2 separate regions of the Mus musculus genome follow, and region 2 is linked to region 1. The links are chromatin contacts, found by Hi-C or POLR2A ChIA-PET in ENCODE. All regions are on one chromosome and are shown on one strand. Each heading gives the region's core, a stretch centred on a gene start or an enhancer-like site at or near the end of the contact. The rest is flanking DNA. Distances are from core to core; before and after follow the strand shown.

Evidence for each region. Hi-C counts contacts between places; a loop is a spot of excess contacts on that map. ChIA-PET counts read pairs that join two places held with the same protein, here RNA polymerase II (POLR2A).
Region 2: POLR2A ChIA-PET joins it to region 1 with 12 read pairs in Patski. The contact joins the promoter of Tbcc here to the promoter of Bicral in region 1. A Hi-C loop is called at or near these places in 2 of 37 maps with a recorded cell type or tissue (T-helper 17 cell and gastrocnemius). POLR2A ChIA-PET finds 5 or more read pairs at or near these places in 4 of 5 experiments (Patski and embryonic stem cell).

The regions. Positions count from the first base shown.
Region 1 is chr17:46,829,899-46,833,035 of GRCm38, forward strand. Bicral (BRD4 interacting chromatin remodeling complex associated protein like) reads right to left here and starts at 1,515. Exons shown (of 11, transcript NM_001100452.1): 1 at 1,053-1,515; 2 at 167-215; 3 at 14-82. The coding sequence starts at 1,093.
Region 2 is chr17:46,889,020-46,892,156 of GRCm38, forward strand. It overlaps Tbcc (tubulin-specific chaperone C), which reads left to right and starts at 1,602. Exons shown (of 1, transcript NM_178385.3): 1 at 1,602-3,137. The coding sequence starts at 1,671. The coding sequence ends at 2,696. It also overlaps a transcript of Bicral not described here.

The sequences.
Region 1 (3,137 bases), core at 265-2,764:
TTTCAGCACTCACCGTGGAGTTGGCGAAAATTGAATTAGAATTGGCTGCAGAATACCCTGCGTTCGTCACATCATCGCTGCCCTGCAGAGGGGGAATTCAACATGGCAGTTACTGCAGGGCTTGGAGAGACAAAAGCCGAGCCTGAGACACTTGTCTGTCACTTACCGATTTACTGCTAGGTCCGTGCAGAAAATAGTTCAATGCTTGTGGGTCTCTAGAAAAGAAGGAAGTGAGAGAGTGAAACAAGTAAGTACTGCTACTTCTACGTAAATAGCTGCTGATAGTTATATAAGGCAAAAAGAAACGAAACACTAGCTCCAGTGAAATCTCTCCATTTTAAACCATTTTCTACACTTCTGTCTCTGGGAAGCGCCTACTGCTTCAGTCCTGGGGGGTGAACTTGGACCTTGCCCTTGCTTGGTGAGCTAAAAATAAAACTAAGCAACACCCTGGCCTGCCATCCCCAGACTTACTAAAAAAAATAACAAGTAAAACCAAAAGGAATGGGTTGCTGAGTTATGACCTGTGTGTAAAACTACCTTTCTGTGGCAGTTAAGAGCACTGACTGCTCTTCCTGATGTCCTGAGTTCAAATCCCAGCAACCACATGGTGGCTCACAACCATCTGTATGTGATCTGATGCCCTCTTCTGAAGACAATGACAGTGTACTTTATACATAAAATAAATAAAATCTTATTTATTTGTTTATTTATTTATTTTTGTTTTCTGAGACAGGGTTTCTCTGTGTAGCCCTGGCTGTCCTGGAACTCACTCTGTAGACCAGGCTGGCCTCAAACTCAGAAATCTGCCTGCCTCTGCCTCTGCCTCCCAAGTGCTGGGATTAAAGGTGTGTGCCACCACTGCCTGGTATAACAAAATCTTAGTACAAACAAACAAACACACAAACTCTCTGTGCTAGTTATTGCTGTAACCATGGTAAAGTATTATTTTTTATTTTAAAAGGCCAGGAGCTTAAGATAGCTACAGAGCTCTTTCTACTCCTCACACCTCACACGAGCGGTCCACCCTGGGCCCCACAGGAGCATCTTACCCAATAAGATCGAGGAGACAGGAGTCATCGTCATCATCCATGACAACTGCAAGGAGAGAGGGAGGGAGGCAGTGAGTCGGAGCAGGGCGGCCAGCAATATGGATGCAGTGGAGCACGCTGAGCCTCCACACAACTGTCAGCACGGGAGCTTTCCCTAGTCACCTATCAAGCCTACCATGGGAAAAATGTTGTGGCTGGTGGGCACAGTGTCATTTGCCAGTAGTCCTGGCCACTCAGGTAGGACTCAGTAAGGAAGGGAACTTGAGTCCAAGAGTTCAAGGTCAGCCTGGACAATAGCAAGACCGCAGCTCATAAGTAAATAAACAAATAGCCAAGCAAGCCAGACACACTGGCAAACACCTTGATCCCAGGAGTTGGAAGGCAGAGACAGGAGGATCAGGAGGTGAAGGCTACCCTTGCCTACATGACAAGGTTGAGGCCAGCCTGGGCTACATGAGACCCCATGTCAAAAACAAAAAACAAAAACAAAAACAAAAACAAAAACAAAAGGTGCCAGGCGTAGTGGCGCACGCCTTTAATCCCAGCACTCGGGAGGCAGAGGCAGAGGCAGGCGGATTTCTGAGTTTGAGGCCAGCCTGGTCTACAAAGTGAGTTCCAGGACAGCCAGGGCTACACAGAGAAACCCTGTCTCGAAAAACAACAACAACAACAAAAAGGTAGAAATATGTGAAATTAACAGTTACTTGAATACATTTTTGACTTAAATTGTTTCTCCTATAAATCAGTTTCAACATAGAGGTCCAAAGAGTTTAGACACATCTAAGATAGCTGCAGCCACCGGCCACATGCAGATTCCCGAGAGAGACCATGAAGGAGGACTTATGCCATCAAACGTAGAATGAGTAAGGGCAGAGACAAAATTTTGCTTTAGGAAAGCTCTCAGATTCTGAAGTCCTTCAGGGTTGTGACCGGATGCGTCTAAACACTGAGAGCAACTCCGACTTCTCAACGTATTTTGGTGATCTTTGGGAAGGCAGAATGCGGGTTCTCCCCACATTTGGAGACAGACCAGGAGGCCCTGTGGTGCAAGCCATACAGGCTCTGGTCGTGGGCCTTGGGTGCTTCCCAGTGCAGAAATACTGTCCAAGTTCAATGCCGAATAGTCCATAGCTGGACCAGGAATGTTTAAAGTAGAAACTGCAGCCCAAGTTCTCCCCACTGCAGCTCGGAGCTCCCTCTCTCTGCCTGCAGCAGCCACAAGCATGGCCAGCACAGCTCTGGCCCAGACTGTAACAACTGAACAAATTCCAGCCGTGGTTCTCCCCCGAGAGCCAGTCAACTTACACTAGTGACCCGACACCTGGCAACCCTGCTTCTCACCCATTTCAAGCCATGCGTGGAATAATTTACATCACAGAACACCAGGGCCAAGAGTTCTGGAGCAGTTGGAAAGGGCAGTTGTGAACGGCAGTTGGACGCAGGAATGAAATCCTGAAGAGATGCCCAGAGGAGGGGCATACCCAGAAAAGGCAGAGGGAAGGGTGAGTCTTAAGGAGAGATTTTTCTCTGTTCAAACTTCCTTCTCCCATTAGTTCCTCCAAACCAATCATAAGGCCTAACAGCTGTGGTATTCCCTCCTGCCACGGGGAAGGACACTTTCTCTACTCTAGAAGAATGTGGAAGGGTAAGTTTCCTGATGTGGGACCCTCCTGTAGGTGGCTGGATTCGAAGGGTTGCGGAGTGACTGGGCTGATTATAATCCACTGAGCAGAGTGCAGGGTGGGGAGAGAGGATGGGTGAGGGAGAAGGAAGGAGAGTGGGATACATGAAGCAGAAGCTGTTGGCTACTGAAGCTAAGAGCAGCCAGCCATGAGAAATGGGCTCTTTAGGACCCAGGCAGGAGTCATTTGAGGTCACATTGGCACCAATGTTCCTGCACACATGACTTTTGAAAACAAGACTGGGAAGGAAACAGGAAAACTATCATCAACTGGGTATGCTGGATTTGTTACACAAGCCAGGCATGGTGACGAGGTGACATCTGTATTTTCAGCCCTTGGGAGGCAGAGGCAGAAGGCCTGATGCAAGTTTAAGGACAGCCTGGTCTACCTAATGAGTACCAGG
Region 2 (3,137 bases), core at 352-2,851, 59 kb after region 1:
CGACCGCCCCCCTCATCGGCGCTCTGTTACAGCAGGTATACAGACAAGAACACAGTAACATGTGATCTCCCACTCCAACCCTCCACCTAGGAAAGAATTTGCCACCCAGTGACACTTGTCTTTGATTCTGTAGTGTAATGCTTTCTCTTCAATCAAGATTTTGTGCTTGAGGTTTGGATTTTTTTTTTTTTTTTATGGTTAGGAAAGGAGGCAAATGGGACGTGAGGCTTGCAACTCAAGTCTTAATGCCAACTTAATTGAATGGCTCTCGTTTCCTCCCATCTTTATCTGCAGGAAAACGCAGGCATATTGGTAAATTTTCAAATGAGTATTTTGGGCAGTTAAAAAAATCCCAATTAAAAGAACAAAAATGGAGGTTGGCAACAAGGGCGGAGATGGGGCTGAAACCGAGAACTGTATGGGCCACCGAGTCCAGAAGGCACGGTGGCTGAAGGCAGCACGCGAGGATGCCACCCGAGTCCTCGGCGGCCGCCGCCTTGGGCTTCTGCCAGGGACTGCACGGTCTTGGCTGCCCACTCGCACCTCGGGTTGGTCTGGACTTTAGGCTAGGCTCGTTCACTTCCGGTGACAAATCCCTCCCACCACCTCTAGAAATAATGTACCGTTTCCCCATCGCCTTCCTAAAGACCGCCGGCCCTATAGGGAGAAGCGAGGCGCTCCGGCTGAGGGTCTTAGCCCCGCGCGGCCAGCGGTTGCCAGCTGCGCAGGGAGTGGCTGCCACCGCGTCAGGGAGCAAGACGGTGGGGGTGGCATGTCATCCTCCCCCGCCCCCCCTCCGACTGCAGCAATTGGCCATTAAAAAAAATAATCTGTTTTTAGACTCCCCCAGGAACCCCGGAGCCCGCTCCAGCGAGGAACCCAGTCTTTCCCATAGCGGTGATTTGCGCTTTCTTCCCGCCCCAGTAACTGCCCACGGGGACCCAGACGCCCCCAGGCCGCGCCGAGCTGCAGTGGATGGGGGAGGGCAGGAAGGATGAGGGTTACCGGGGCGGCAGGGACCGGCTGAGCAAAGAGGTGATGGAAGGGAAAAGGGAAAGGGAAAAAAAAAGAGAGAGAGAGAAAGAAAGAAAAAAACCCAGAGGCATGCAAGCGGTTCCCTGGCCAGCTGTTCCAGCTGCAGCTTCCTCCGACGCGGTCCGGGAGGTGCAATAACCCCCCCCTCCATCTTTCTCGCACTACCTGTCCCCCACAACACCACAAGCACAGATTCCTCCCCACCACCCTGCAGCAGATCTCCGGCCTGTAAGGGGGTAGCAGGGAGGAGCTGGGGGGAGGGGGAGGCCTGCGAGTTTCTAACCTTGTTCTTATAAACAAACCCACATGTGCAGCTGCCGCTGCTGCAACTCACCCCACAATCCCGGATATAAGTCCTGCCCCTTTAAGAAGAAAAAAAAAAAAAAAAAAAAAGCTTCACCCGACTGCCTCCCACCCCACCCATCCACCAGGACCTTTGTCTCCCCACCCCCTCCTGTCAGCCGGCCCCGCCCTCCTTCCCGCCCCTCCAACGCGAAGAAACCAATAGGCGAGGAGAATATGGAGGGAGCTGACGTCACCGCAGCTGGCCAATCACAGCGCGCGTTGGTGGGAGGCCTCGCGCGGAGAGCGAGCGCTCGGAGGCAAGGCGGCGGGGGAGGAAGCCTGGAGTCAAGATGGAGGGTGTGGACTGCTCCATGGCTCTGGCCGACGCTGCCGCTGGCTCCCCGCGGGACCTGAGCCTGGTGCCCGAGCGACTTCAGAGGCGCGAACAGGAGAGGCAGATAGAGGTGGAGAGACGCAAGCAGAAGCGGCAGGACCAGGAGGTGGAGGAGGAGAAGAGCGGCTTCTTCGCCGCCGCCTTCGCCCGGGAGCGCGCAGCGGTCGAGGAGCTGCTGCGGGGCGAGGCGTCGGCGGAGCGGCTGGAAGAGGCGGCCAACCGGCTCCAGGGCCTGCGGAAGCTCCTGAACGACTCGGTGCTCTTCCTCGCCGCCTACGACCTGCGGCAGGGCCAGGCGGCGTTGGCGCAGCTGCAGGCTGTCCTAACGGAACGTCGCCAGGAGTTGCAGCCCAAGAAGCGCTTCGCCTTCAAGGCACGGAAGAAGGATGCTGCGGGGACCGCCCAGGTAGACGCCGCACCCGTCGCCTCGGCGGCCCCTTCTCCACCGGTGACCAAGGAGGAGGAGGGAGCTCCCGGGGCCAGCTGGGCCTGTGGCTTCTCCAACCTGGAGTCCCAAGACCTGGAGAAGAGAGCTGAAGAGCTGCACCAGCGCGACGTCCTTTTGAGCGACCTGACCAACTGCACTGTCAAACTGTGTGGCAATCCCAACACCTTGCGGCTTGCGAAGGCCCGCGGCTGCAAGGTGCTCTGCGGCCCAGTGACCACCTCTGTGTTTCTGGAGGATTGTCGAGATTGCGTCCTGGCTGTGGCTTGCCAGCAGCTCCGTGTGCACACTACCAAAGACACGCGCGTCTTCTTGCAAGTGACCAGCAGGGCTATCGTGGAGGACTGCAGCGGCATCCAGTTTGCCCCTTACACCTGGAGCTACCCGGGGATCGACAAGGACTTCCAGGACTCCGGTTTAGATAGGAGCAAAAATAACTGGGACCAGGTTGATGATTTCAACTGGCTGGCCCGAAACGTGGCCTCCCCAAACTGGAGTATTCTTCCTGAAGAGGAGAGAGACATCCAGTGGGATTGAGCACTGGCCACACTCAGTGTGATGTCCCATTCGGTTTACCTGATATTGTCTTATGTTTGCGGTGATAGGGGTTAGAAATTGTTGAAACTCCCCTCCTGTGAGTCCTATTAAATTCATAGCAGTGTAACAGACTTTTGCTGGTTTGGCCTTCCCCTGCCTCCCTTTGAGTATGACAGCGTGAAGAATTAGGGGGAGAATGGAGGAGCTTTGAGGGATTTGCTGTTCTTACCGTTGATCACAGGGAGTGATAAAGTGGGTCTTCAATAAATAATAAGGATGTCCGGAGAATTCCATTAGCGGACGGTTTAAATGGAAGAAGTAGGCCCATAAAAGCTCCATTAACGGCTGTTTTCCTCCCACTAAAGGTTTGTTCTGTGTCTTTTTCAGCAAGGCTATGAAGACTCCTTCCTGAACCTCTGGAATCCAGTGTTGTGTTAGGGC